Regions from separate parts of the Homo sapiens genome. Here all the other regions are linked to region 3. A link is a loop called in an ENCODE intact Hi-C map of the cell type or tissue named here. Cell type or tissue: tibial artery. All regions are shown on one strand. Each heading gives the region's core, and the rest is flanking DNA. Links, peaks and the distances in the headings are about the cores only. Region 1 has its middle 160 kb from the start of LINC00494. Region 2 has its middle 41 kb from the start of SULF2. Region 3 has its middle 86 kb from the start of LINC01523.

Region 1 (10,207 bases), core at 3,300-7,299, 620 kb before region 3:
AGATAACAATGGCCTTGTTTCATTACACGTGGTCCTGGCTGGGAAGAAAAGACACTACAGTGTGATAAGAGGGGCCTTGGGGGACCTGACCTGGGCCCTGGGCCTGGGCGAGGAGGTGATGAGGACACAGGAGAATCCCCCCAAGGAGGTGACATTCATCTGAGACCTAACAGGTGACGAGGTTCCTGGAGGTAACTGGGTGAGGATCAGGGTGGGGGTGGGGAACATACCAGGAGGAAGGGCCAGCACGTGCCAAGGCCCTGAGGTTCCTGGAAGCCTGGTCTGTCCAAGGCCAGCGGAGAGACCAGTGTGGCCATGACCAAGTGGACACAGGAGTGAGTGGTGGGAGGTGGGACTGGACGGGGGCAGGGACCTGTGGGGGTTTGGATGCCATCCTGAGGTCCAAGGGCAGCCTCTGAGGTTTGATGGGTCCGATCTTTCTCTTTGGACGTCCCCATGGGAGGGCCTCCTTGTCTGGGGCTGAACCTTTCCTCCCCATTCCCACCATGTCCTGTTTCACAGGTAAGAACCTGTGTGGGAGGGAGACTCTGTTTCAGGGCCTTGGCCACATCTCAGAAGAAAATCTGAGAAGACCGTTTTCAGGAAATGCTTGGCTGGGAAGTCTGCCATGGGAAGCAGTGGTCTGAGATCCAGGTCAGGATCCTCCTGAAACATGCGGGTCTATGCAGGGAATTGCCAGGGGTCAGAATGAAGGCGTCTGGCTTCAGGAGCATACAGTGGGAAGCAGCCCAGGCTGGAAAGTGCAGATTTTACCGGAGCTGTAGGTTTTCATGAGGAACCTGGGGGTCCCTCAGGCATCTCCCTGCAAACAGCTGCCTACCCATGGTGAACATCCAGAGGCCGGGTCCCAGGGCTTCTCCTGGCTTCCCTGCCTCCAGTTCAGTCCCAAGAACAAGATGGTGTCACTGACCTTGCTCTCAGACACCCGCTTCCCATGGCAGAGTTCCCGGCCTGCCTGGGTTCCTCTGCCTCCTGGGTTCAAGTGATTCTTGTGCCTCACACCCAGCTGATTTGTGTATATTTAGAAGAGACAAAGGTTTCTCCTTGTAGACCAGGCTGGCCTTGAACTCCTGACCTCAGGTGATCTGCCCACTTCAGCCTCCCAAAGTGCTGGGATTACAGGAGTGAGCCACTGTGCCCAGTCTTGTCTGTTTTCTCTTAACAAGTGCACAATATCAATGGGAGAAGCAACCCTGGCCTGAGCCCCTAAGTCAAACATCTGGGTGCACCTGGGGACAGTCAACATGGACCCGGTTACTGTGGCCCTGATGGTAGATTGTGGTCCTGGTTGGCACAGGTGGGTCATCACAGTCTTACCTGTAGCTGGTTTATGGAAGGTCTGAACTAGATACGAGCAGGAAATGGATTCATTTTTCTCCAACCGCTGCCTTCGAGCAGCTTCTGTGAGGCAGGGTTGGGTTAGGGTGAGTAAGTGAGGCCAAATCATGCAAATGCAGGGTTGGATTGTATCTTAGTTGAAATGTTGATAACTTTTCCCACTAGGGTTTTTTTTTTTTTTTTGCATTAAATTTGATTTTTTTTAAACCTGCATTAAAATATTATTTTATTTATATTAAATACTTATTTTATTTATATTAAATAATATTTATTATTTATTTATCAGTGAATTTTTTGTTTGTTTATTTGTTTGTTTTTGAGATGGAGTCTTGCTCTGTCATCCAGGCTGGAGTGCAGTGGCGCGATCTCGGCTCACTGGAGCCTCTGCTTCCCAGGTTCAAGCGATTCTCCTGCCTCAGCCTCCCGAGTAGCTGGGACTACAGGTGCACACCACCGCGCCCGGCTAATTTTTTGTATTTTTAGTAGAGACGGGGTTTCAACATGTTAGCCAGGATGGTCTCGATCTCCTGACCTCATAATCCGCCTGCCTCAGCCTCCCAAAGTGCTGGGATTACAGGCGTGAGCCACCACGCCCGGCCTGATCAGTAAATTTTTTGGTGCCCCCTTAAACTTTATACCTCCCTTGCTGGACCCTGATAATCCAGAGATGAGCGCCTCCCTCCCCTGCCTCGCCCTAGTCCCCATCCTGCTGATAGGTCTCTGGTCTCTGCTTCTTGATGACATCTGGGGAAGTTTCCCTAGGATTTTGGTCACTTTGATTTATCATAACAGACTTCTTAATAATGAATGGAATATGTCAGGGCCTGGTGGCTCATGCCTGTAATCCCAGCACTTTGGGAGGCTGAGGTGGGCAGATTACTTGAGGTGAGGAGTTCAAGACCAGCCTGGTCAACATAGAGAAACCCCTTCTCTACTGAAAATAGAAAAACTACCTGGGCGTGGTAACATGTGCCTATAATCCCAGCTACTCAGGAGGCTGAGGCAGGAGAAACACTTGAACCTGGGAGGCGGAGGTTGCAGTGAGCTGAGATCACACCACTGCACTCCAGTCTAGGAGACAGAGCAAGACTCTGTCTCAAAAAAACAAAAACAAAAATGAATGGAATAACTCGTGTTTAGGTGTTACAAAATCCAGGCCAGACAAATCTAAACTTTTATCTCACACCCAGTTCCTACATTAGTCCTTTCTCCAGCTCAAGTTCAGCCTAAGCCTCGAGGGTCCTTAGTTGCGGGGGGAACCACCTGCTCTTTTCCCCACCTTTGTTCCTGTTTTTTCTCTGCTGGCTCCTGTGGGGTTGGGTGCATTCAGAAGTAGGGACAGGCTAAAGGTCTTTGGCTTTTTGGTTCTGTTGATGGGTGAGTTCCAAATACTAGCTTTCTCTTGTAGGATATTTCATTTATTTATTTGTTAAAAATATTTATTAAGAACACACCATTCATGTGCTGGAGACTGTTCCAGCCACTGGGGATAGGGTGATAAATGAGACAAACAAAAGTACCTGCCCATATTAAGCTCCTATTCTAGGGAAGAGAAAAAAGAAAGAAAATACACGTCTACTTAGTACATTAGAACGTTCCAGGTACTGTAAAGAAAAATAAAGCAGGCTGGACTCAGTGATTCATGTCTGTAATCCCTGCCCTTTGGGAGGTCGAGGTGGACAGATTGCTTGAGCTCAGGAGTTCTACACCAGCCTGGGCAAGGCAAAATCCTGTGTCTACAAAAAAAAAAAAAAAAAAAAAAAAAAAAATTAGCTGGGTGTGATGGCATGCACCTGTGGTCTCAGCCACTGGGGAGGCTGAGGTGGGAGGATTGCTTGAGCCTGGGAGGCGGAGGTTGGAGTAAGCCAAGATCGCAACATTGCACTCCAGCCTGGGTGACAGAGTCAGACCCTGTCTCAAGAAAAAAAAAAAAAGGAAAAAAAAGAAAGCGGAGATGGGACAAGAGGGGGAGGGAGGGGACTGGGGATGGGAAGCTCCCTGAGCTCCCACAGTTCTTCCTGCCCCTCTCCTGTCTCAATGGGCACGGGCCACCTGGGGCTTGTGGTTGTTTTATGCCAACCTAATATCTTGTTCTTGCCAACAGTCGGAGGCCAATTGAGGCTTCTCTGTCCTTCACAGGGAACAGCATTGGCCTAAACCTGCAGGCACCATTGCAAAGGGGAGTCGGTTCAGGTAAACCCGCTGGTGAAGCATGATTCCAGCGTGGGGACACAGAGGCTGACATATCTTGCTGTAGGTGATTTAACGTTGGGCCTCAATATTTCACTACCCCTGTAAGAGTATGACACATCCACATCCTTACCAGGGCCCGAGGGAGGGTGGACAGACTTATCTATCCCATAGGTATTGCTCGTGGCTGGGTAACTTGCTTATGCCAACAAGATTTTCATAGACACGGCACAGGCAGAAGCCTGGAATGTGTTGGCACTGCCAGGCCTGCCCTCTAATGCTCTTGATTTTTCCCACGAGACGAGCGTGCCCCAGGGAACTTTGACTCCAGCTGCAGGATGAGAGGCGTGTGGAGCACGCAGGGTTCCAACCCTCAGCCTGGAGTCAAGCCCAGACTAGATCAGCCTAAGCCCAGCCAAGCCACAGGTGCAGGAGTGAAAAGCAAATGCTAACTGTCCATGACATTGACTTTCAAAGGGGCGTGTCATGTTATGTGGCTCATCCCAGCAACAATGAAGATATTTCTCTATCAGTCAGTCGGTAAATAATTATTGACAATGTGCTAGGAAGCTGGAGTGGTTGGAGTAGATTTGGTCCCTATTCTCATGGAGCTTACTTTCTAGAGGGCAAGACAGATGATAGGTGAATAAATATAAATTATTCTATTAGGTCGATGCAGCAGTAATTCCGGCTTTTGCCAGTAAAGGTAATGGCAAACAAAAGCGGGGAGGAGCTGGCGCTGCCGTTCATTAAGAGTAATGACAAAAACTGCGATGACTTTTGCACCAACCTAATAGAATAAATTACGAGTGCGCAAAACGTTGTAATGGGAAAGTTCCAAGTGCCAGGATAGCATCTAGCTTCCTGGAGTCAGGAGATGGGGGTTTTCAACCTAAGCAAGGTTAAGTCCAAGTGGTGGGGGCAGGCGGGGGGCGATATTTCAGGGGAGACTCCAAGGATGAATGGAAATTAGAAAAGTGAACGCAGATGGTGAGGGGGGACGGGTTTCAGGCACAGAGAACAGCATGTGCAAAGGCCTGGGGGGAGGACATCGTGTGTTCATGGACTGAGAGGCGGCCAGCAGGCTGGAGCTGAGCGGGTTGAGGAGGATGGGGAGCCGGGGAAAGGCGCTCCACGCAGGGGGCACAGCAGGGGCAAAGGCCCGGAGTCAGGCCTGAGCCTGTGTGGTTTGAGGAAGTGACAGAGGCCTGTCTGGGAGGAAAGTAACAGCAGAGGGGAGACCATAAGGTCAGGGCAGAGGGCAGGGCCGTGCTGGGCACTGTGGGCTGTGGATAGGAAACTGGCATTTATGCTCGGGTGAGGGGAACTTGTTAGAAGATTTTAAGGAGGGCAGGAACATCTGGGGATAATGTGTATTCTAGGAATCTCAACCAAGTAAATTCATAGTTTGAATGTTCACAAGACTTCTGCACAGGCAAAGTGAAAGATCGTTTCTAGAGCTGTGAGATAAGATCATAGTAAAAAAGAACTACTAAGTTTTTAAAGGTTATTTCAAATGATGGATTTCCATCTTACAATTGAATGCAAGTAGGTTGCAAGGTTGATGGAAAGTAGAAAAGTTTCCTGACTTGCGTGAACAGAAAAGAAACATCAATTTGAAAGGAAACCATTTATTTATTTACTTCCTCTACAGTTTTCCTGACTGCTACATTTCATAAGAAGGGATTGTTTATGAGGGTCAAGGAGCTGGAGGCCTGGGGAGGAGCTGGTGTTTCTGTTCAAGTTTGAGGGTCCTGGAGCTGGAGCCCAGGGGAGGAGCCAGTGCTGCCACTGATGTCTTAGGGTCGTGGAGCTGAAGATCCCAGAGGAGCCGGTGCTGCTATTCTAGCTTGAGTTTCGTGGAGCTGGAGACCCAGGGAGAAGATGGTGCTGCTGTTCTAATTTAAGGATCGTGAAACAGAAGACCCAGAAAGGAGCTGGTGCTGCCGCTGCTCAGATCTGAGGGTGTTGGAGCTGGAGCCTGGGGGTGGAGCCATTGCTGCCATTGAAGTGTGAGAGTCATTGAGCTGGAAGTCCAGGAAGCAGCTGGTGCTGCTGTTCTAGTTTGAGGGTTGTGGAGTGCAGACCCAGGCAGGAGCAACATTGCTGTAGTTCGAGGGTCAGAAAGCTGGCGACCCAGGGAGGAGAGGTCTTGTTCTAGTTTGATTTTCGTGGAGCTGCAGACCCAGGCAGGAGCAATGTTGCTGTAGTTCGAGGGTCCGGTAGCTGGCAACCCGGGGAGGAGAAGTCTTGTTCGAGTTTGAGGGTCGTGGAGCTGCCGACCCAGGGAGGAGCAATTTGGTTGTAATTTGAGGGTCCAGAAGCTGGAGACCCAGGGAGGAGAGAGATCTTGTTCTGGTCTGAGGGTTGTGGAGCCACAGACCCAGGGAGGAGCAATTTTGTTGTAATTTGAGGGTCAGGAAGCTGGCGACCCAGGGAGGAGAGGTCTTGTTCTAGTTTGAGGGTCGTGGAGCTGCCGACCCAGGGAGGAGCAATTTTGTTGTAATTCGAGGATCAGGAAGCTGGCGACCCAGTGGAGGAGAGGTCTTGTTCTGGTCTGAGGGTCATGGAGCTGCAGACCCAGGGAGGAGCAATGTTGTTGTAATTCGAGGGTGTGGTAGCTGGCAACCTGGGGAGGAGAAGTCTTGTTCGAGTTTGAGGCTCGTGGAGCTGCCGACCAGGGAGGAGCAATTTTGTTGCAGTTCGAGGGTCAGGAAGCTGGCGACCCAGGGAGGAGAGGTCTTGTTCTAGTTTGAGGGTCGTGGAGCTGCAGACCCATGGAGGAGCAATTTTGTTGTAATTCGAGGGTCTGGAAGCTGGAGACCCAGGGAGGAGAGGTCTTGTTCTAGTTTGAGGGTCGTGGAGCTGCCGAACCAGGGAGGAGCAATGTTGTTGTAATTGGAGGGTCCGGAAGCTGGCGACCCAGGGAGGAGAGGTCTTGTTCTGGTGTGAAGGTCGTGGAGCTGCAGACCCAGGGAGGAGCAATTTTGTTGTAATTCAAGGGTCCGGTAGCTGGCAACCCAGGGAAGAGAAGTGTTGTTGGAGTTTGAGGGTCGTGGAGCTGCCGACCCAGGGAGGAGCAGTTTGGTTGTAATTCGAGGGTCAGGAAGCTGGCGACCCAGGGGAGGAGAGGTCTTCTTCTGGTCTGAGGGTCGTGGAGCTGCAGACCCAGGGAGGAGCAATGTTGTTGTAATTCGAGGGTCTGGTAGCTGGCAACCTGGGGAGGAGAAGTCTTGTTCGAGTTTGAGGCTGGTGGAGCTGCTGATCAGGGAGGAGCAATTTTGTTGTAGTTCGAGGGTCAGGAAGCTGGTGACCCAGGGAGGAGAGGTCTTGTTTTAGTTTGAGGGTGGTGGAGCTGCAGACCCAGGGAGGAGCAATTTGGTTGTAATTCGAGGGTCTGGAAGCTGGAGACCCAGGGAGGAGAGGTCTTGTTCTAGTTTGAGGGTCGTGGAGCTGCCGAACCAGGGAGGAGAAGTCTTGTTTTAGTTTGAGGGTCGTGGAGCTGCCGAACCAGGGAGGCGCAATTTGGTTGTAATTGGAGGGTCCGGAAGCTGGTGACCCACGGAGGAGATGTCTTGTTCTGGTCTGAGGGTCGTGGAGCTACATACCCAGGGAGGAGCAATGTTGTTGTAATTCGAGGGTGTGGTAGCTGGCAACCTGGGGAGGAGAAGTCTTGTTCGAGTTTGAGGCTCGTGGAGCTGCCGACCAGGGAGGAGCAATTTTGTTGTAGTTCGTGGGTCAGGAATCTGGCGACCCAGGGAGGAGAGGTCTTTAGTTTGAGGGTTGTGGAACTGCAGACCCAGGCAGGAGCAATGTTGTTGTAATTCAAGGGTCCGGAAGCTGGTGACCCAGGGAGGAGAGGTCTTGTTCTAGTTTGAGGGTCGTGGAGCTGCCGACCCAGGGAGGAGCAATTTGGTTGTAATTGGAGAGTCCGGAAGCTGGAGACCCAGGGAGGAGAGGTCTTGTTCTAGTTTGAGGGTCGTAGAGCTGCAGACCCAGGGAGGAGCAATTCTGTTGTAATTCGAGGGTCTGGAAGCTGGAGACCGAGGGAGGAGAGGTCTTGTTGTAGTTTGAGGGTCGTGGAGCTGCCGAACCAGGGAGGAGCAATGTTGTTTTAATTGGAGGGTCCGAAAGCTGGCGACCCAGGGAGGAGAGGCCTTGTTCTGGTGTGAGGGTCGTGGAGCTGCAGACCCAGGGAGGAGCAATTTTGTTGTAATTCAAGGGTCCGGTAGCTGGCAACCCAGGGAAGAGAAGTGTTGTTGGAGTTTGAGGGTCGTGGAGCTGCCGACCCAGGGAGGAGCAATTTGGTTGTAATTCGAGGGTCAGGAAGCTGGCGACCCAGGTGAGGAGAGGTCTTCTTCTGGTCTGAGGGTCGTGGAGCTGCAGACCCAGGGAGGAGCAATGTTGTTGTAATTCGAGGGTCTGGTAGCTGGCAACCTGGGAAGGAGAAGTCTTGTTCGAGTTTGAGGCTGCTGGAGCTGCTGATCAGGGAGGAGCAATTTTGTTGTAGTTCGAGGGTCAGGAAGCTGGTGACCCAGGGAGGAGAGGTCTTGTTTTAGTTTGAGGGTGGTGGAGCTGCAGACCCAGGGAGGAGCAATTTGGTTGTAATTCGAGGGTCTGGAAGCTGGAGACCCAGGGAGGAGAGGTCTTGTTCTGGTTTGAGGGTCATGGAGCTGCCGAACCAGGGAGGAGCAATTTGGTTGTAATTGGAGGGTCCGGAAGCTGGTGACCCAGGGAGGAGAGGTCTTGTTTTAGTTTGAGGGTTGCGGAACTGCAGACCCAGGCAGGAGCTATGTTGTTGTAATTCAAGGGTCTGGAAGCTGGCGACCCAGGGAGGAGAGGTCTTGTTCTAGTTTGAGGGTCGTGGAGCTGCCGACCCAGGGAGGAGCAATTTGGTTGTAATTCGAGGGTCAGGAAGCTGGCGACCCAGGGAGGAGAGGTCTTCTTCTGGTCTGAGGGTCATGGAGCTGCAGACCCAGGGAGGAGCAATATTGTTGTAATTCGAGGGTCTGGAAGCTGGAGACCGAGGGAGGAGAGGTCTTGTTCTAGTTTGAGGGTCGTGGAGCTGCCGAACCAGGGAGGAGCAATGTTGTTGTAATTGGAGGGTCGGAAAGCTGGCGACCCAGGGAGGAGAGGTCTTGTTCTGGTGTGAGGGTCGTGGAGCTGCAGACCCAGGGAGGAGCAATTTTGTTGTAATTCAAGGGTCCGGTAGCTGGCAAACCAGGGAAGAGAAGTGTTGTTGGAGTTTGAGGGTCATGGAGCTGCCGACCCAGGGAGGAGCAATTTGGTTGTAATTCGAGGGTCAGGAAGCTGGCGACCCAGGGGAGGAGAGGTCTTCTTCTGGTCTGAGGGTCGTGGAGCTGCAGACCCAGGGAGGAGCAATGTTGTTGTAATTCGAGGGTCTGGTAGCTGGCAACCTGGGAAGTAGAAGTCTTGTTCGAGTTTGAGGCTGGTGGAGCTGCTGATCAGGGAGGAGCAATTTTGTTGTAGTTCGAGGGTCAGGAAGCTGGTGACCCAGGAAGGAGAGGTCTTGTCTTAGTTTGAGGGTGGTGGAGCTGCAGACCCAGGGAGGAGCAATTTGGTTGTAATTCGAGGGTCTGGAAGCTGGAGACCCAGGGAGGAGAGGTCTTGTTCTAGTTTGAGGGTCGTGGAGCTGCCGAACCAGGGAGGAGCAATGCTGTTGTAATTCGAGGGTCCGGAAGCTGGCGACCGAGGGAGGAGAGGTCTTGTTCTAGTTTGAGGGTCGTGGAGCTGCCGAACCAGGGAGGCGCAATTTGGTTGTAATTGGAGGGTCCGGAAGCTGGTGACCCAGGGAGGAGATGTCTTGTTCTGGTCTGAGTGTCGTGGAGCTACATACCCAGGGAGGAGCAATGTTGTTGTAATTCGAGGGTGTGGTAGCTGGCAACCTGGGGAGGAGAAGTCTTGTTCGAGTTTGAGGCTCGTGGAGCTGCCGACCAGGGAGGAGCAATTTTGTTGTAGTTTGTGGGTCAGGAATCTGGCGACCCAGGGAGGAGAGGTCTTGCTTTAGTTTGAGGGTTGTGGAACTGCAGACCCAGGCAGGAGCAATGTTGTTGTAATTCAAGGGTCCGGAAGCTGGTGACCCAGGGAGGAGAGGTCTTGTTCTAGTTTGAGGGTCGTGGAGCTGCCGACCCAGGGAGGAGCAATTTGGTTGTAATTGGAGGGTCCGGAAGCTGGAGACCCAGGGAGGAGAGGTCTTGTTCTAGTTTTAGGGTCGTAGAGCTGAAGACCCAGGGAGGAGCAATTCTGTTGTAATTCGAGGGTCTGGAAGCTGGAGACCCAGGGAGGAGAGGTCTTGTTGTAGTTTGAGGGTCGTGGAGCTGCCGAACCAGGGAGGAGCAATGTTGTTGTAATTGGAGGGTCCGAAAGCTGGCGACCCAGGGAGGAGAGGTCTTGTTCTGGTGTGAGGGTCGTGGAGCTGCAGACCCAGGGAGGAGCAATTTTGTTGTAATTCAAGGGTCCGGTAGCTGGCAACCCAGGGAAGAGAAGTGTTCTTGGAGTTTGAGGGTCGTGGAGCTGCCGACCCAGGGAGGAGCAATTTGGTTCTAATTCGAGGGTCAGGAAGCTGGCGACCCAGGTGAGGAGAGGTCTTCTTCTGGTATGAGGGTCGTGGAGCTGCAGACCCAGGGAGGAGCAATTT
Region 2 (10,207 bases), core at 4,173-8,172, 73 kb after region 3:
TGAATGACGGTGGCTTTACTAAGACAGAGGTTCATTCCTTTCACATGAAAGTCCAAGCCAGTCGGGTCATTCTTCTCTGTGCATTTTTCAGGGTCTTAGGCTACTTCCATCTTGCTGCTCTGACTTCCTTAGGGTATAGCTTCCCCCACAGTGTCCATCCTATCTACTGCCAGCCAGCAGGGAGGGGAGAAGAGAACAAGAGGACACAAATCTTCCTTCCTCTAATGGCAGTTGCTGTGCACTGGCCTCATGTGCATTGGTCACTGCCTGGTCACGTGGCCTCTGCTTGCTGCTAGGGGTGCTGGGAAGTTTTCATCCTGGATGCCAGTGCCCACCTGGGTGACTCCTGAGGTTGAGGGGAGAGAGGACATGAAAGAGAGTCACTGGCTCTTCCCACCATCATGCATGTCGTTCCAGTCTAGGGCGACCCACTGCCTCAGCTTGCTCAGGACTGAGGAGGGTCATGGGGCACAGACCTCTCAGTTTTATAACAGGGCAGTTTCAGGCAAATCATCCCAGCTTGGCTGAGACTCAGAATTTTCCTGGGATATGGGATTTCTAGTGTTAAAACTGAGAAAGTTCTGGGCAAACCTGGACAAGTTGGTGCCTGCCATGGGGCCTTTGCATCTACTGTTACCCCTGTCTGGGATTCCCTTTCTGCAGCTCTGTGTGGTGCTCACTCCTTTTCTGTTGAGGAAAGGCTGCTCTCTGGGTGTCCCCGGGTGCCTGTTCCGCTCTACTCAGCACTACATGCTCTGTGAATATCCCTCCATGCACTTCGTAGAATGAGATCTGTTCTTTCCACCCTTGCCTGCCCACTTCAGTTTCAAAGTCTCTGAGGATTATTCATTTTTATTCTCTTCAGCACTGAAAGATACATCTCTTTCCCTAAGGCTGTGGCTGGGTTCACGCATAGTTAGATAAATCTGATATTAATAATAACCCGAATGAAAAACATGTATTGAATCCCAAGATTATGATGTAGGAAGCACGGATTCTGAAGAGATGTCTAAGCCTAATAAAGGCCAAAGGGTGTGGATTAAAAGGAAATGTGGGGTGGAGAAACATTTCATGAAATAGAACCCCACCTCTTGGGTGAGTTCGTTGGTACAACTTTTCTAGAGGGCAATTTTGCAACTGGCCAATGAAGGTGCGTAACTTTTGGTCCCAAATTTCATTTATAGGCATTGATCCCTAGGAAATAGTCAGAAAAATATGCAAAGATGAATCTCAAGGATTTTTATAAGAAGAAAGAAGTAGGAAGCATAAATGCCCACTGGTGGTCCCACACCCTGGCACCAGTGCTCCCCTCTCCTAGTGGGCGGGCACAGGCTACATTTTCCCAGGCTTCCTTGCAGTGAGTTGTGGCCATGTGACCAGGTTCTGGCCAATGGGAGGCAATAAAAGTGTTGGGTGGTATTTTTGGAGACCCCCTTCTGTAACTTCTGTCTTGATATGGTTTGGATGTTGGTCCCCTCCAAATCTCATGTTGAAATGTGATCCCTGATGTTGGAGGTGGGGCCTGGTGGGAGGTGTTTTGGTGATGTGGGCAGATCCCTCTCACAATGGCTTGGTGCCATCCTGATGGCAATGACTGAATTCTTGCTCTGAGTTTATGGGAGATCTGGTTGTTTAAAGGGGTTGGCACATCCTCCTCCCTCTCTTGCTCTTTCTCTCGCCATGTGATGTACCTGCTTCCCTTTCACCTTCTGCCATGATTGGAAGCTTCCTGAGGCCTCCCCAGGAGCAGATGCTGGTGCCATGCTTGTACAGCCTGCAGAACTGTGAGCCAATTAAACCTCTCTTCTATAAATAACCAGCCTCAGGTATTCCTTTATAGCAACGCAGATGGACTGACACATATCTTTAATGTCATTTCTTAGTTGTTCCATCCTTTGACCTGCTTCCTGGAATAAGCGTATGATGGTTGGAGCTATTCTTGTCACCTTGAACCTTGAGGATTAGGCTTCTACCCTGCGGATAGCAGAATGTCCTCTGGAAGGAAATGAAAGTCCCTAACGCCACCCTAGACTGAGAACCTCCAGTTTTGTTTTTACTTTTTTATTTTTTGAGACAGACTCTTGCTCTGTTGCCCAGGCTGGAATGCAATGGCGTGATCTCAGCTCACTGCAACTTCCGCTTCCTGGGTTCAAGTGATTCTCATGCCTCAGCCTCCCGAATAGCTGGGATTACCGGTCCGTGCCACCATATTCAGCTAATTTTTTTTATTTTTAGTAGAGACAGGGTTTCACCATGTTGAGCAGGCTAGTCTCGAACTCATGACCTCAAGTGAAACACCTCAGCCTCCCAAAGTGCTGGGATTACAGGCGTGAGCCTCTGTGCCCGGCCCAGTCTTGGTTTTCATGAGATAAACTTCTGTCTTGGCTGAAGTTAAATCACTGATAGGTGATATGACCATAACTGGATAAAAAGTAGGAAATTCATGTAATACTTATATCTACATATGCCCATACCAAAAATGATAGTGATCTGTTGTTATCTATGTGTAAATATGGACACAAAATATTGTTTAGTGTAAACAAAGCTCTTCTTTTTTTTTTTTTTTTGAGACAGAGTCTCACTCTGTTGTGCAGGCTGGAGTGCAATGGTGAGATCTCGGCTCACTGCAACTTCCGCCTCCTGGGTTCAAACAATTCTCCTGCCTCAGCCTTCTGAGTAGCTGAGATTACAGGCACATGCACCACATCCAGCTATTTTTTTGTATTTTTAGTAGAGCTAGGGTTTCACCATGTTGTCCAAGCTGGTCTCAAACTCCTGACCTTCAGTGATCTGCCTGTGTTTACAGGCATGAACCACTGCACCTGGCCCATAAAGCTGTATTCTATTTTAATGAAGCAAAAATGCATAAGTGTGTAAGTGTGATCATATGTGTGTGTATGTCTAACAGGAGCACTACATAGCAAAATGCGAATGCTGCTTATCTTTGGTGTTGGTATCACGTGTGATTTAAAATCTTGTTTTCTTCTATTTTTAAAAACTTTCAAAATGAGTCATGACTTTGATTATTAGAAAAGAAATCTATAACAATTGAGAGGAAAGAAAACCCCACCTGTTGTTGAAACTGGCTGGAGCTGGGAGAAATGAGAGATTCCTTTGCAGGTGTCACCTCCCTACCAGAAAACTGGCCTTGCAGGAATGTCCCACAAGCCAGATGTGTCTCTTTCCCCCAGTCCCTGTGCCTGGTGTGAGGTCGTACAGACAGTGAGCGTCCTTCACAGAGTCTGACCTGCCAAGGTAGGGGGGAAGTGGGGGTTTAGTGACATTCAAAACCCGGGGGAGCCGAACAGGTGTGACTGTATGTTTGCAGGGTGACCTCTCCCCTCAAAGAGCAAGAAATAACTCTAGTGCAATTTCCAAACATTTACAAGAGAGGATTTTTAAACTTTTCACTTCTTTATTCCAAGTAGCACATTTGGAAGCACAAAATGCACAAAGAAGACCTGCTATTTACAATCACTTTCACTAAGCCAGTGTTATATTCAAAAACAGCAGATAAAGCTCATGGCTTTGATGAAAGGGGCAGTCTTTTCATTGGAAACAATTAATACTGCTCCCCGTTCTGGGGAGAATTTAAAGAAAATAATTTGGAAGGGGATATGGCTTGATACAATCAAATGATTTCAGATCACAAATGTAATCATTTGATCTTGCTTTAAAACCAAACATTTCAGAACAATCTGGCATCACATTCTCTTCTGAGTCTGTGAAACTCTGAATTCTGGGTGAGTTTGAATTCCCAAGGCAGGACTGAGGATAGAAAAGATTTGATGGCAGAAACCTGGTACTGTGGTTATCACGTGGGTTAAAGATGTAGGCTTGGTTAACCCACTGAACCTGCTTATGTATGAGGCTCACCTGAGAAGGTGATATGGACAAGCCCATCTTATGGGTCTGAGGGCTCTTCACCAGGAGTGGAGCAAGGAGGATGGCCCCAGCGTCCCCGTCTCTGAACACGTTTAGCGGGAGGGCTGTAGAGCCTGGACAGATCACCACTGGCTCCATGGGGAACTTTCAGCAGCACTCATTGCCTGTGTCTGTTCTGTGCCAGGCACTGCGCTCAGGGCAGGGATTTGGGATTCACCAGGGCACAAGGCGACGTGCGTCTGTCCTCACGGAGCCTAAGTGCTGGTGGAGACGGACAGTGCAGATGCCAACCGCAAATGACGAGGCACTTGCAGGTAGGGGTCAGCGCCAAGAAGGAAATGAAGGGTGCGTGTCGCTGACTGAGACTCTGGTGGGGGCTACTTAAATAGGGCCATGGGGGAGGGCCTCTCTGAGGAGGTGACATTTGAGCTGAGGCCTCACCAATCAGAAGGAAAAAGCTGTAAAGGGTCTGGGATTAACTCAACCTGGGGACTTTTAAAATAATGTAAGGTGTTCCAGCTCTTTCAGAATTTGTCTAGCACGTTTTCCGGTTGTCACTCCCAGGTGGGCTCGGGAAGAGGCATCTGTGCCCAGCTCGTGGCCTGTTCTTTGTACTTGCGGGGAAGGGGTCCCCTTCTCCCACAGCCATCCCCCCGGGGCCTGCTCCCAGGTGGGGTCTGGTTTTCACCAGAAAGCCCTCCATGCAAAAACAACAACAACAAAAAAACACCACCACAAAATTGAATTTGAATTAGTTGCCAGCATTTACATTTTAATTCTAAAAATCTGTATTTTCGACTTCGTTGGAAAGTCAGACTATCTGGCCATGCTGGGCTGGGATCTGGTGGATTTTGGTATTTTGGTTTCTGGTTAGGGAGGGTATTTGGGGTTTGCCCCTCCAGCATGTGTTCCAGTGTGGAGTGGGGATGGGGGCAGGCTCAGTGGGGGGATCTGCAGTGGCCAAGGGTCTTGGCTGTCTCCAGATGGCCGGACGGACCCTGCCACCTCCTGCTTGGGGTGTGCTGGGGTTCTTTGCTGCCCCTCCTCCCAGCCCACATCCTCTTGAACTCCACGGAGACCACCTCCATGTGAGGCTGGGAAGGGAAACCTGCCTTTGTAAGTGGAATCAGGTGAAATCGGGCTGTGACTGTGTCAGTCAGAAACTAAAAGGCCCTGTCACACCCGTGGCCAGGAAGACTGTCACCACGGTGGCATGCAAATGACAGAGATGCGTGGGACAGTGTCTACCAAGAGACGAGCCAGGTGAGGGCAGGTCGTCGTGAAGGAGGGAGGTGGGGTCCTCCCCACAGAGCAGCGCCATCCCACAGAGAAACGGCCTCTGGGGAGGGACGCGTTCCAAGGAGGCCCCGTGCAGTGCAGAGTGGGTGGCTCGAGGCCTGAATGCCGGGCACTCGGAGCGGTCAGTGTCCCCGTGGGAACAGGGCTGCTCGCAGCCAGGTGATTGGCAACCTTGGATGGTCAGCCCCTGTGTGCGTGTGAGGGGGTGGCCCTCTGCTCTGTCCCTTCTGAAGGCAGCTGTAAGGGCTGGGATCTAGTGGATTTTGGTATTTCGGTTTCTGGTTAGGGAGGGTATTTGGGGTTTGCCTCTCCAGGATCTGTCCCAGTGTGGAGTGGGGAGCAGCCATAAGGGATGGAGGCCAAAGCGCTCAGCATCAGACAAGCCTGGGCGAAGGTCCTACTTCCTGCCAGGCCAGTGCCTCTGAGCCTCAGTTTCCTCATCTGTATAGTGGGGTTAATCCCAACCATGTATACTGCCTGCCTGCCATGTGCCAGGCCCTTCTTACACATCTTTGATTGCTTGAGGGCAGGGACTTTATTATCCACCTTTAGAGTTGAGAAAGAAGAGGCATAGAAAGGTTAAACCACTTACCGGGGGTCACACAGCTGCTGTTGCAGAGTAAAGTCTCCAGACTCAAACAGAGCACTAAGCCCCGCCCTGCGCACCAACAGGTGCTCCAGGAATGTCAGGTGCCATTTATCACCCTCATCACCTGCTGGGAGTGCTCGTCCCATCATTCAAACCCCGTGAGCGTGAAGTGAGGGGACATATGCAGGATCGAGTGTACTGGCAGGTAACGTAAGTAAAGTAATAACCACAGGATGATATTCACAACCCATATTAGTGCTACCAACAGCCACATCTGCCTGCTTCTCTGGGCCCAGGATTGTCTGCAGGCTCCCAGGAGCTGGTCCTGACTGGGTCAGAAGAAAGGTCTGAGGTTATGAGAAGGAGTAGCTTGCCCAGCTCATGGCCTGTTTTGTACATTGGGAGTCCCTGTCCCCCACAGCTGTCCCCATGGGCCTACTCCCAGGTGGGCTTGGGAGACCCCAGAGCTGCGCGCCTTTAGGCCAGGGTTCTGCCGGGTGCTGTGTGTCTGTGGGGGTGACGCCCACCCCCCAACCCTCTTGCCCTGCCAGCTGCTGGACACACAGCAACTGCAGGGCATGAACTCTGAGACCAGGACCTCTGCAGGTCCTGGGAGGCAGAAGTTGCAGTGAACCAAGATTGCACCATTGCACTCCAGCCTGGGTGACAAAGCGAGACTCTGTCTCAAAAAAGAGAAACAGATATTTATATGAGACAGTCTGTAGAGGTTTGAAATGCAACATGATCCATCATGCGGAGATTTTTATAGAGAATTAATTGTTTCAGTTCAGTGTGAAGGGACTTAAACTCCTCTCTTCACTAGAATTTTCCAAACTGTTAAGGGGACATATGTAATTGTCACCTGCATCACATGCAATCAGGGGCCCATAAGAAGAAGTGAAACGTTCCTTTCTTACATGATTGTTTTTGGTGAATTGAGCAGTTTTGTATTCATCATTCAAAATGCACAGGCCAGGGGAATGCCCAATACTTCTGGCTGCCTACCCTCCCACTGCAACTAACGTAAGCAGGCAAGCAATGGCTGTTGATAAGGACACAACGGTCATCATCACATTTCAGGGGTTTTTGTTTGTGTTTGTGTGTGTGTGTGTGTGTGTGTGTGTGTGTGTGTGTGTGTATTTGTTTGTTTTGAGACGAAGTCTCACTCTGTTGCCCAGGCTGGAGTGCAGTAGCAAAATCTCAGCTCACTGCAACCTTAGCCTCCCAGGTTCAAGCAATTATTGTGCCTCAGTCTCCCCGAGTAGCTGGGATTACAGGTGCCCGCCACCACACCCAGCTAATTTATGTAATTTTAGTAGCGACGGGATTTCGCTATGTTGGCCAGGCTGGTCTTCAACTCATGGCCTCAAGTGATCTGCCCACTTCGGCCTCTCAAAGTGCTGGGATTACAGGTGTGAGCCAAAATTTCAGGGTTGTTTGTTTGTTTGTCTTTAAGACAGGCGCTCTCTCTGTTGCCCAGGCTGAATGCCGTGGTGTGATCATGGCCCACTGCAGCCTGAACCTCCTGGGCTCAAGCGATCCTCTTGCCTCGCTCTCCTGAGTAGCTGTGAATACAGGCGCATGCCACCATGCCCGGCTAATTTTTGTATTTTTTATAGAGATACGGCCTTGCCCTGTTGCCTGGGCTGGTCTCAAACTCCTGGGCTCAAGCGATCCGCCCACCTCGGCCTCCCAAAGTGTTGGAATTACAGACATTTCAGTGTTTTTAAAAAATCAAAAAAGCATGACTGGATACAATCAGGATTTCAGTAGAAGTAGAAAATATGGGAATGTCAGTGAGCAAATAAGTGCAGAGAGAACAGGGGATGAGAAGAGGAATGTGGGAAGATGGGAAGCGCTGGGCGGAGAAGAGGATGGGGACGGGCTGGGGATGAAGTCTGGAGTGCAAGCTACAGTCAGGAAACTGAAAGCTGCCCAAAGCATTAAGATTGCCCAAGCCAGAAGCACACGAGGCAGTTTTCAAGAGAGTAAGGAGCAAGAGATCATTAAACTCACTCACCAGGAGAGACAAGAGATGGTGGGAGTAATTTAATGAGAGAGGCCTTGACACTACAAAAAAATCTAAATTCATTCTTTGCCTGACTGTTCACAAGGGAGGAGGGGGAAGCGGTTGTCTTCAGAAAACATGATACATTTTTCTTAGGCAAAACTTACAGAGAGGAAGAGATGGGAAAAAGAAGCAACCGAGGTGATGGGAAATGGAGCTGATTTATTCTTGGTGTTGGAGCGGCAGTTTCTCTAACACAGATAAACTTTAAAAACCAGCTCAGACCCATCCCTTGAGCCCTCGCTTGTCCCTCTCCACAGGTCCCAGCCCGTTCAGAGTTTTCAAGGAAGCAGCTCCCAGGCTACTGCCACCTTCCTGGGACCTGTGAGCCCCTCATCACCCAAGCTGGCAGAATCCCTCCAACTCATGGCTCCGTGAAACCTGAGTGCCTGCCTCCGCTGACCAATTCCCTGGGTGGATTTTCTTCTGGTGGTCGGAAAACTGTATCAGTCTTTTCCAGATGTCTGGCATTACATTCTGTCATTTGGAATACAGTTGATTCTTGAACAATGTGGGAGTTGGGGGCACCAAATCCCACGCAGTCAAAAATCCACATATAACTTTTGACTCTGCAAAAACTTAACTACTGATAGCCTACTGTTGACCAGAAGCCTTACTGATAACATAAACAGTTTTCGTATGTTAAATGTATCATATACTGTATTCCTACAATAAAGTCGGCTAGAGCAAAGAAAATGTTATTAAGAAAATCATACGGAAGGGAGTATACATTTACTCTTCATTAAGTGGAAGTGGGTCACCATGAAGGTCTTCATCCTTGTCTCTTCACATTGAGTAGGCTGAGGAGTAGGAGGAGGAAGAGGAGGGTTTGGTCTTACTGTCTCGGGGTGGCAGAGGCAGAAGAAAATCTGCGTATATGTGGTCTCTGGCAGTTCTAACCTGTGCTGTTCAAGGGTCCATTGTATTTATTACCCAGTGGGCTGAAATCAAGATAAATTAAGCACAGGTAAGTCCCATTTCAAGAAGTCCAATACATAAAAATCTGCCCATAGAATACTCAAATGAAACAACCAAAAGAGACCCAAGGCTCTTTTGGATCCAATTTCCTCAACACTGAAGAGGAGAATGTGGCCCTCTGAGAGGCATTCAGTTGGACTCTGTGTAGTGAGATTGCTGTTTCTTTATCTAGGGTCTGGGCACAGGAGCGTGTACCTGGTGAGGATTAATTGAAATGTACTCTTATGATCTGGGCACGTTTCTTTTCTTCCTCTTTCTCTTCTCCTCCTCCTCCTCCTCCTCCTACCCCTTCTTCCTCTTCTTTTTTTTTTTTTTTTAAGAGATGAGGTCTGACTATGTTGCCCAGGCTGGTCTCAAACTCCTGACCTCAAGTAATCAACCCACCTCAGCCCCGCAAAGTGCTGGGATTACAGGTGTGAGCCACCACTCCTGGCCTGGGCACTTTTCTTATGTATGCTATCATTCAGTATCTTTTACTCCCAGGGGGATTTTGATTGAGGAAGAGCAAGGCATTTTTTGTTTTGTTTTGTTTTTGAGATGGAGTCTCGCTCTGTTGCCCAGGCTGGAATGCAATGGCACGATCTCGGCTCACTGCAACCAACCTCGTCTCACTTGTCCTCCCAAAGTTCTGGCATTACAGGCATGAGACATCGTGCCCGGCCTGAGCAAGACATTCTTTAAAGGTGAGCCACCCCCCTGCGAGGGTGTTTGAGCCACTCCCTCAGGAACCACCCATTCCTGGTTCTTTCCCACGGGATTTGCTCCAGCCTCTGCTGCTCTGGCTTCCCCAGCTTCCCACTCCTGGCTCCCCTCCTACCCTCCTGCTTTGTCACGTCCCCTCCAGATCCCCCAAGGACCCTGGCTGGGCTGGCTTTCCCATCCCAGAGTCCCCTGTGGCCCCCACTGTCTTGGCTCAGGGAAGCCTCTTTCCCAGACAGGCCCGTCCTGGCCACCACCCCACCCTCCATCCCCCAGATGGCACACGTACAAGTCCATCGCAGACCCCATCAGAGCCCAGATTTCTTTGGTGAAGATGTGACTTGGCACAGATGAACCCACTCTCTTGAAATTTCATTTCTGGGCTGCATAACCCAGCGGCAGGGCACAGCTAGCATCCAGACCCCCTGTAATGATTTAGAGAAGGAAAAGAAATCTTGGACGGGCGTGGTGGCTCACACCTGTAATCCTAGCACTTCGGGAGGCTGAGGCAAGTGGATCACATGAGGTCAGGGGTTCAAGACCAGCCTGGCCAATATGGCAAAACCCTGTCTCTACTAAAGATACAAAAATTAGCCGAAAGCGGTGGCACATGCCTGTAGTCCAAGCTACATGGGAGGCTGAGACGGGAGAATTGCTTGAACCCAGGAGGCGGAGGTTGCAGTGAGCCG
Region 3 (10,207 bases), core at 2,515-6,514:
ATGAATTTCCTACTTTTTATCCAGTTATGGTCATATCACCTATCAGTGATTTAACTTCAGCCAAGACAGAAGTTTATCTCATGAAAACCAAGACTGGGCCGGGCACAGAGGCTCACGCCTGTAATCCCAGCACTTTGGGAGGCTGAGGTGTTTCACTTGAGGTCATGAGTTCGAGACTAGCCTGCTCAACATGGTGAAACCCTGTCTCTACTAAAAATAAAAAAAATTAGCTAAATATGGTGGCACGCACCCGTAATCCCAGCTATTCGGGAGGCTGAGGCATGAGAATCACTTGAACCCAGGAAGCGGAAGTTGCAGTGAGCTGAGATCACGCCATTGCATTCCAGCCTGGGCAACAGAGCAAGAGTCTGTCTCAAAAAATAAAAAAGTAAAAACAAAACTGGAGGTTCTCAGTCTAGGGTGGCGTTAGGGACTTTCATTTCCTTCCAGAGGACATTCTGCTATCCGCAGGGTAGAAGCCTAATCCTCAAGGTTCAAGGTGACAAGAATAGCTCCAACCATCATACGCTTATTCCAGGAAGCAGGTCAAAGGATGGAACAACTAAGAAATGACATTAAAGATATGTGTCAGTCCATCTGCGTTGCTATAAAGGAATACCTGAGGCTGGTTATTTATAGAAGAGAGGTTTAATTGGCTCACAGTTCTGCAGGCTGTACAAGCATGGCACCAGCATCTGCTCCTGGGGAGGCCTCAGGAAGCTTCCAATCATGGCAGAAGGTGAAAGGGAAGCAGGTACATCACATGGCGAGAGAAAGAGCAAGAGAGGGAGGAGGATGTGCCAACCCCTTTAAACAACCAGATCTCCCATAAACTCAGAGCAAGAATTCAGTCATTGCCATCAGGATGGCACCAAGCCATTGTGAGAGGGATCTGCCCACATCACCAAAACACCTCCCACCAGGCCCCACCTCCAACATCAGGGATCACATTTCAACATGAGATTTGGAGGGGACCAACATCCAAACCATATCAAGACAGAAGTTACAGAAGGGGGTCTCCAAAAATACCACCCAACACTTTTATTGCCTCCCATTGGCCAGAACCTGGTCACATGGCCACAACTCACTGCAAGGAAGCCTGGGAAAATGTAGCCTGTGCCCGCCCACTAGGAGAGGGGAGCACTGGTGCCAGGGTGTGGGACCACCAGTGGGCATTTATGCTTCCTACTTCTTTCTTCTTATAAAAATCCTTGAGATTCATCTTTGCATATTTTTCTGACTATTTCCTAGGGATCAATGCCTATAAATGAAATTTGGGACCAAAAGTTACTCACCTTCATTGGCCAGTTGCAAAATTGCCCTCTAGAAAAGTTGTACCAACGAACTCACCCAAGAGGTGGGGTTCTATTTCATGAAATGTTTCTCCACCCCACATTTCCTTTTAATCCACACCCTTTGGCCTTTATTAGGCTTAGACATCTCTTCAGAATCCGTGCTTCCTACATCATAATCTTGGGATTCAATACATGTTTTTCATTCGGGTTATTATTAATATCAGATTTATCTAACTATGCGTGAACCCAGCCACAGCCTTAGGGAAAGAGATGTATCTTTCAGTGCTGAAGAGAATAAAAATGAATAATCCTCAGAGACTTTGAAACTGAAGTGGGCAGGCAAGGGTGGAAAGAACAGATCTCATTCTACGAAGTGCATGGAGGGATATTCACAGAGCATGTAGTGCTGAGTAGAGCGGAACAGGCACCCGGGGACACCCAGAGAGCAGCCTTTCCTCAACAGAAAAGGAGTGAGCACCACACAGAGCTGCAGAAAGGGAATCCCAGACAGGGGTAACAGTAGATGCAAAGGCCCCATGGCAGGCACCAACTTGTCCAGGTTTGCCCAGAACTTTCTCAGTTTTAACACTAGAAATCCCATATCCCAGGAAAATTCTGAGTCTCAGCCAAGCTGGGATGATTTGCCTGAAACTGCCCTGTTATAAAACTGAGAGGTCTGTGCCCCATGACCCTCCTCAGTCCTGAGCAAGCTGAGGCAGTGGGTCGCCCTAGACTGGAACGACATGCATGATGGTGGGAAGAGCCAGTGACTCTCTTTCATGTCCTCTCTCCCCTCAACCTCAGGAGTCACCCAGGTGGGCACTGGCATCCAGGATGAAAACTTCCCAGCACCCCTAGCAGCAAGCAGTGGCCACGTGACCAGGCAGTGACCAATGCACATGAGGCCAGTGCACAGCAACTGCCATTAGAGGAAGGAAGATTTGTGTCCTCTTGTTCTCTTCTCCCCTCCCTGCTGGCTGGCAGTAGATAGGATGGACACTGTGGGGGAAGCTATACCCTAAGGAAGTCAGAGCAGCAAGATGGAAGTAGCCTAAGACCCTGAAAAATGCACAGAGAAGAATGACCCGACTGGCTTGGACTTTCATGTGAAAGGAATGAACCTCTGTCTTAGTAAAGCCACCGTCATTCAGGGTCCTTGTCACATTCACTGAGGCTGTAACATAATTGTTAGAAAGAACAGGAGCGGGAGGGGGGATGGAGTCGGAGAGGCAGGCAGAGGTCAGATCACATCGGGCCCGTAGGCCAAGGCGGAGGAAGAAACAGGCAACATAGGACTCAAGGACCACACCTGCTCCCAGGCAAAGGGAGTTTGCTGTGGGTGCCCCTCTCTGTCTGTGTGTCCAGTGTGTGGATATTCTTTATACCTTGCCCATATTGTACAAATACTTTTTTCTATTCAATATTTAGAAGACATTGCATTAAATAGCAAGATGGCAGATGAACATCAGGAAGGAACATTAGGGACATCCACAGTGTTCCATCCAGGAACCTTCACCGTGGAAACCCTTGTGCTCATGGGCGTGGTCTCAACACACAGTCAGCTGTTGGGGATCAGAGGCCGCACTCACCGGAGCAGTGAGGCAGAACTAACTGGGAGAGGGTCCTTCTGTGACACCTACTGCATCACCGGGCTGTGTGAAGTGACTCAGCTGCCAGAACTCACACAATATCATTCTACACCAAAACCTCATGGGAAAAATGGTAAGTTCTCAGTTTCTCCATTAATAGCAACTCTCAGATTAATCGCTGTCCTCCATCGCTTCTCCATGAAACAACTTTTTATAGCTTTGCTTGCGTCTATTTTTCCATTTTTTTTAATTTTGCTAACTGATTGAAAGATATATATTGTGTGTGTGTGATTTTGTCTCTGTCAGCCAGGATAATCATGGTTTAATTCTTATTATTTTTATTACCAACATCCTTTAGTTTTTTAAGCTTTTCAATTCCTAAGGGTATTAATCAAGATCTTTCTGTCTCATGAGACACAGAAAACAAATCCAAACTGTGTAAGAGGAAAAAGAATGCATTCATCACTAGCATTGAGGAGTTCCCAAGCTTAGCTTGCTTGGGGTACAGCTACGTCTACCATTTCCAGGGTCATCCTGTAACTCTCTCTCTCTGCTTCCCCAACTTTGGCTCCATGTTTAGCTCCACGACCCTCAGGCTTAAACAGCTGTACTGGCCGCTCCCCAGATCTCCAGCTCCCTGACCCTCAAACTCCAACTGCAGCACCAGCTCCGCCCCGGGTCTCCAGCTCCACAATCCTCAAACTACAACAGCAGCACCAGCTCCCCTGTGGATCTCCAGCTCAATGACTCTCAGACTTGGGAGGCGGCACCGGCTCCCCACCAAGCCTCCAGCTCCACAACCCTCAAACTAGAAAGCAGCACCGGCTACTCCCTGGGTCTCCAGTTCCCTCAAACTTCAGCTATAGCACTGGCTCTTCCCCGTGGCCACCAGCTCTGCAAACCTCAACTTACACAGTGGTAGCACCAGCTCCTCCCTAGGTCTCCAGCTACACGACCGTCAAAATTGAACTGCAACACCAGCTCCTCTTTGGCCTCCAGCTCCACAATCCTCCAACAACAACAGCAACACCGGCTCCTCCCTGAATCTCCAGCTCAACAACCCTCAGACTTGAGAGGCAGCACCGGCACCTCCCCAAGACTCCAGCTCCATGACCCTCAGATTTGAACAGCGGTAGCACCAGCTCCTGTCCAGGTCTCCAGCTTCACGATCCTTAAACTAGAACAGCAGTACCGCCGCCTCCGTAGGTTTCCAGTTCCATGATCCTAAGACATGAATGAAAGAACTGGGTCACCCCAGGGCTCCAACTCCAAGACCCACAGATTTGAACGGCAGCACCGGCTCTTCCTGGGATCTGCAGCTCCACAGCCTTCAAACTAGATCAGCAGCTCCGACTCCTCCCTGGGTCTCCAGCTACACAATCCTCAGACATGAACAATAATAGCACCGGCTCCTCCTTGGGTCTCCAGCTTCACTACCCTCAGACTAGAACAGCAACACCAGTTCCTCCCTGGGTCTCCAGCTCTACAATCCTCAGACATAAACAGCAGAAGCACCAGCTCCTACCCTTGTCTCCACTTCCACGACCCTCAAACTACAACAGCAGTACCGGCCTCTCCCCAGGTCTCCAGATCCATGACCCTCAAAATAGAATGGCATCATCGGATCCCTCCTGGGTCTCCAGCTCCCAAACCCTCAAACTTCAATTGACACACCGGATGCTCCCCACAGTTAAACAGCAGCACGGGCCGTTCCCAAAAGCTCCAGATCCACGACCCTCTGACTTAAATGGCAGTAGCACCGGCTCCTCCCTAGGTCTCCAGTTCCACAACCCTCAAACTACACAGCAGCACCGGCTCCTCCCCAGGTCCACAACTCCACCACCCTCATACGAGACACCAAGACTACCTCCTCCCCGCTCTCCAGCTACACGACCCTCAGTCTTGAACAGCAGCAGCTCCTCCCTGTGCCTCAAGCCCCATGACCCTCAGACTTGAACAAGAACAACACCATCTCCCCCCAGGGCTCCAGCTCGGGGACCCACAGATTTAAACAGCAGCACCGGCTCTTCCTGTGATCTCCAGCTCCACTAACCTCAAACTAGAATAGCAGCACCAGCTCCTCCTTTGGTCTCCAGCTTCACTACCGTCAGGCTAGAACAGCAACACCGGTTCCTCCCTGGGTCTCCAGCTCAATGACTCTCAGATTTGAAAGGCAGCACCGGCTCCTCACAAAGTTTCTGGCTCCAAGGCCCTCAAACTAGAATAGCAGCAGCTGCTGCATCTTGGGTCTCCAGCTCCACAATCCTCAAAGTAGAAAAGCAGCCCTGGCTCCTCCCCGAGTCTCCAGCTCCTCAAGTCTGAGGGTTGTAGAGCTGGAGACCCGGGGAGGAGTCAGTGCTGCTGTTCTACTTTGAGGGTCGTGGATCTGGAGACCCAGGGTGGAGCCGGTGCTGCTGTTCTAGTGTGAGGGTCATGGAGCTGGAAGACCCCGGGAGGAGCTGCTGCTGCTGTTCTAGTGTGAGGGTCATGGAGCTGGAAGACCCCGGGAGGAGCTGCTGCTGCTCTCCTAGTTTAAAGGTCATGGAGCTGGAGACCCGGAAAGGAGCCATTTGAACAGCAGCACTGGCCTCTCCCCAGGTCTCAGGCTCCACGACCCTCAGACTTAAAAAGCTGTAGTACGGGCTTCTCCCTGGGTCTCCAGCTCTACAACCCTCAGACATGAACAGCACCACCGGCTCCTCCCCCTGTCTCCAGTTCCACGAACCTCAAACTACAACAGCAGTACCAGCCTCTCCCCAGGTCCCCAGATCCACGACCCTCAAAATAGAATGGCATCATCAGCTCCTCCCTGGGTCTCCAGCTCCCAAACCCTCAAACTTCAATGGACACAGCACATCCTCCCCACAGTTAAACAGCAGCATGGGCTGTTCCCCAAAGCTCCAGATCCATGACCCTCTGACTTAAATGGTGGTAGCACCAGCTCCTCCCTAGGTCTCCAGTTCCATGACCCTCAAACTACACAGTAGCACCGGCCCCACCCCAGGTCCACAGCTCCACCAACCTCACATTAGACACTAAGACTACCTCCTCCCCACTGTCCAGCTACACAACCCTCAGCCTTAAACAACAGCAGCACCAGCTCTTACCTGGGTCTCCAGCACCACAACCCTCAGCCTTAAACAACAGCAGCACCAGCTCCTCCCTGTGTCTCAAGCTCCACAACCCTCAGACTAGAACCGCACCCCTCCTCCCTGAGTCTGCAGCTCCATGACCCTCAAACTACAACAGCAACACAGGCTCCTCCCTGAATCTCCAGCTCAACAACTCTCAGACTTGAGAGGCAGAACCGGCAACTCCCCAGAACTCTAGATCTGTTCAGACTAGAACAGCAACACCGGTTCCTCTCTGGATCTCCAGCTCAGTGACTCTCAGACTTCAAAGGCAGCACCAGCTCCTCCGTGGATCTCCAGATCCACAACATTCAAACCAACATGGCTCCTCCCTGGGTCTGCAGCTCCACGACCCTCAAACTAGAACAAGACCTCTCCTCCCTGGGCCGCCAGCTTCCTGACCTTCAAACTACAACAACACTGCTCCTCCCTGGGTCTGCAGGTCCATGACCCTCAGACCAGAACAAGACCTCTCCTCCCTGGGTCGCCAGCTTCCTGACCCTCGAATTACAACAACCTTGCTCCTCCCTGGGTCTGCAGCTCCACAACCCTGAAACTAGAACAAAATTTCTCCTACCTGAGTCGCCAGCTTCCTGACACTCGAACGACAACAAAATTGCTCCTCCCTGGGTCGGCAGCTCCACGACCCTCAAACTCGAACAAGACTTCTCCTCCCCAGGGTGCCAGCTACCGGACCTTCAACTTACATCAACATTGCTCCTCCCTGGGTCTGCGGCTCCACGACCCTCAAACCAGAACAAGACCTCTCCTCCCTGGGTCGCCAGCTTCCTGACCCTCGAACTAAAACAACAATGCTCCTCCCTGGGTCAGAAGCTCCACGACCCTGAAACTAGAACAAGACCTCTCCTCCCTGGGTCGCCAGTTTCCGGACCCTTGAACTACAACAAAATGGCTCCTCCCTGGGTCTGCAGCTCCACGACCCTCGAACTCGAACAAGACTTGTCTTCCCCAAGTTGCCAGCTACCAGACCCTCGAACTACAACAACATTGCTCCACCCTGGGTCTGTAGCTCCACGACCCTCAGACCGGATCAAGACCTCTCCTCCCTGGGTCGCCAGCTTCCGGACCCTCAAATTACAACAAAATTGCTCCTCCCTGGGTCGGCAGCTCCACGACCCTCACAATAGAACAAGACCTCTCCTCCCTGGGTCGCCAGCTTCCGGACCCTTGAACTACAACAAAATTGCTCCTCCCTGGGTTGGCAGCTCCACGACCCTCAAACTCCAACAAGACTTCTCCTCCCCGAGTTGCCAGCTGCCAGACCCTCGAATTACAACAACATTGCCCCTCCCTGGGTCTGCAGCTCCACGACCCTCAGACTAGTACAAGACCTCTCCCTGGGTCGCCAGCTTCCTGACCGTCGAACTACAACAAAATTGCTCCTCCCTGCGTCTGCAGCTCCACGACCCTCACACCAGAAGAAGACCTCTCCTCCCTGGGTCGCCAGCTTCCTGACCCTCGAACTACAACAAAATTGCTCCTCCCTGGGTCTGCAGCTCCACGACCCTCAGACCAGAACAAGACCTCTCCTCCCTGGGTCGCCAGCTTTCTGACCCTCGAACTATAACAACAATGCTCCTGCCTCAGTCTGCAGCTCCACGACCCTGAAACTAGAACAAGACGTCTCCTCCCTAAGTCTCCAGCTCCAACACCCTCAGATCTGAGCAGCGGCAGCACCAGCTCCTTTCTGGGTCTTCTGTTTCACGATCCTTAAATTAGAACAGCAGCACCATCTTCTCCCTGGGTCTCCAGCTCCACGAAACTCAAGCTAGAATAGCAGCACCGGCTCCTCTGGGATCTTCAGCTCCACGACCCTAAGACATCAGTGGCAGCACCGGCTCCTCCCCTGGACTCCAGCTCCAGGACCCTCAAACTTGAACAGAAACACCAGCTCCTCCCCAGGCCTCCAGCTCCTTGACCCTCATAAACAATCCCTTCTCATGAAATGTAGCAGTCAGGAAAACTGTAGAGGAAGTAAATAAATAAATGTTTTCCTTTCAAATTGATGTTTCTTTTCTGTTCACGCAAGTCAGAAAACTTTTCTACTTTCCATCAACCTTGCAACCTGCTTGCATTCATTTGTAAGATGGAAATCCATCATTTGAAATAACCTTTAAAAACTTAGTAGTTCTTTTTTACTATGATCTTATCTCACAGCTCTAGAAACGATCTTTCACTTTGCCTGTGCAGAAGTCTTGTGAACATTCAAACTATGAATTTACTTGGTTGAGATTCCTAGAATACACATTATCCCCAGATGTTCCTGCCCTTCTTAAAATCTTCTAACACGTTCCCCTCACCCGAGCATACGTGCCAGGTCCTATCCACAGCCCACAGTGCCCAGCACGGCCCTGCCCTCTGCCCTGACCTTATGGTCTCCCCTCTGCTGTTACTTTCCTCCCAGACAGGCCTCTGTCACTTCCTCAAACCACACAGGTTCAGGCCTGACTCCGGGCCTTTGCCCCTGCTGTGCCCCCTGCATGGAGCGCCTTTCCCCGGCTCCCCATCCTCCTCTCCACCGGCTCAGCTCCAGCCTGCTGGCCGCCCCTCAGTCCATGAACACACGATGTCCTCCCCCCAGGCCTTTGCACATGCTGTTCTCTGTGCCTGAAACCCGTCCCCCCTCACCATCTGCGTTCACTTTTCTAATTTCCATTCATCCTTGGAGTCTCCCCTGAAATATCGCCCCCCGCCTGCCCCCACCACTTGGACTTAACCTTGCTTAGGTTGAAAACCCCCATCTCCTGACTCCAGGAAGCTAGATGCTATCCTGGCACTTGGAACTTTCCCATCACAGCGTTTTGCGCACTCGTAATTTATTCTATTAGGTTGGTGCAAAAGTCATCACAGTTTTGTCATTGCTTTTAATGAATGGCAGCTCCGGCTCCTCCCGCTTTTGATTGCCATTACCTTTACTGGCAAAAGCCGGAATTACTGCTGCATCAACCTAATAGAATAATTTATATTTATTCACCTATCATCTGTCTTCCCCTCTAGAAAGTAAGCTCCATGAGAATAGGGACCAAATCTACTCCAATCACTCCACCTTCCTAGCACATTGTCAATAATTATTCACCGACTGACTGATGGAGAAATATCTTCATTGTTGCTGGGATGAGCCACATAACATGACATGCCCCTTTGAAAGTCAATGTCATGGACAGTTAGCGTTTGCTTTTCACTCCTGCACCCGTGGCTTGGCTGGGCTTAGGCTGATCTAGTCTGGGCTTGACTCCAGGCTGAGGGTTGGAACCCTGCGTGCTCCACACGCCTCTCATCCTGCAGCTGGAGCCGAAGTTCCCTGGGGCACGCTCGTCTCGTGGGAAAAATCAAGAGCATTAGAGGGCAGGCCTGGCAGTGCCAACACATTCCAGGCTTCTGCCTGTGCCGTGTCTATGAAAATCTTGTTGGCATAAGCAAGTTACCCAGCCACGAGCAATACCTATGGGATGGATAAGTCTATCCACCCTCCCTCGGGCCCTGGTAAGGACGTGGATGTGTCATACTCTTACAGGGGTAGTGAAATAGTGAGGCCCAACATTAAATCACCTACAGCAAGATACATCAGCCTCTGTGTCCCCACGCTGGAATCATGCTTCACCAGCAGGTTTACCTGAGCTGACTCCCCTTTGCAATGGTGCCTGCAGGTTTAGGCCAATGCTGTTCCTTGTGGAAGACAGAGAAGCCTCAGTTGGCCTCCGACTGTTGGCAAGAACAACATATTAAGTTGGCACAAAACAACCAGAAGCCCCAGGTGGCCCGTGCCCAGTGAGATAGGAGAGGGGCAGGAAGAACTGTGGAAGCTCAGGGAGGCTCTCATCCCCAGCCCCCTCCCCACTAGTCCCCATCTCTGCTTTCTTTTTCCTGTTTTTTTTTTTGTTTTGTTTTGTTTTTTTGAGACAGGGTCTGACTCTGTCACCCAGGCTGGAGTGCAATGTTGTGATCTTGGCTTACTCCAACCTCTGCATCCCAGGCTCAAGTAGTCCTCCCACTTCAGCCTCCCCAGTGGCTGGGACCAGAGGCACATGCCACCACACCCAGCTAAATGTTTTGTTTTTGTTTTGTAGAGACAGGGTTTTGTTGTGTTGCCCAGGCTGGTCTCGAACTCCTGAGCTCAAGCAATCTGTCCACCCAGCTAAATGTTTTGTTTTTGTTTTGTAGAGACAGGGTT

Evidence for each region. A loop is a pair of places that touch in the nucleus more often than their neighbours do. Peaks named below come from ENCODE experiments on the same cell type or tissue, not always from the same donor. Only the 100,000 strongest peaks of a DNase experiment are listed, where the experiment ranks them.
Region 1: a loop joins it to region 3, with 11 times the contacts of the local background. A loop is called at or near these places in 78 of 110 quality-filtered maps.
Region 2: a loop joins it to region 3, with 2.7 times the contacts of the local background. A loop is called at or near these places in 38 of 110 quality-filtered maps.

The regions. Positions count from the first base shown.
Region 1 is chr20:48,511,844-48,522,050 of GRCh38, reverse strand. No RefSeq gene overlaps it. Among named protein-coding and RNA genes, the nearest start is that of LINC00494, 160 kb to the right of the region's middle. In tibial artery, for the core only: no CTCF peak of the experiment used is centred there; a DNase peak (open chromatin) is centred at 5,690; H3K27me3 peaks cover 514 bases.
Region 2 is chr20:47,821,231-47,831,437 of GRCh38, reverse strand. It overlaps the pseudogene RNU7-173P. Among named protein-coding and RNA genes, the nearest start is that of SULF2, 41 kb to the right of the region's middle. RefSeq lists an enhancer at 4,644-5,344. In tibial artery, for the core only: no CTCF peak of the experiment used is centred there; a DNase peak (open chromatin) is centred at 6,227; H3K27me3 peaks cover 459 bases.
Region 3 is chr20:47,892,193-47,902,399 of GRCh38, reverse strand. No RefSeq gene overlaps it. Among named protein-coding and RNA genes, the nearest start is that of LINC01523, 86 kb to the left of the region's middle. RefSeq lists an enhancer at 7,078-8,014. In tibial artery, for the core only: no CTCF peak of the experiment used is centred there; a DNase peak (open chromatin) is centred at 4,769.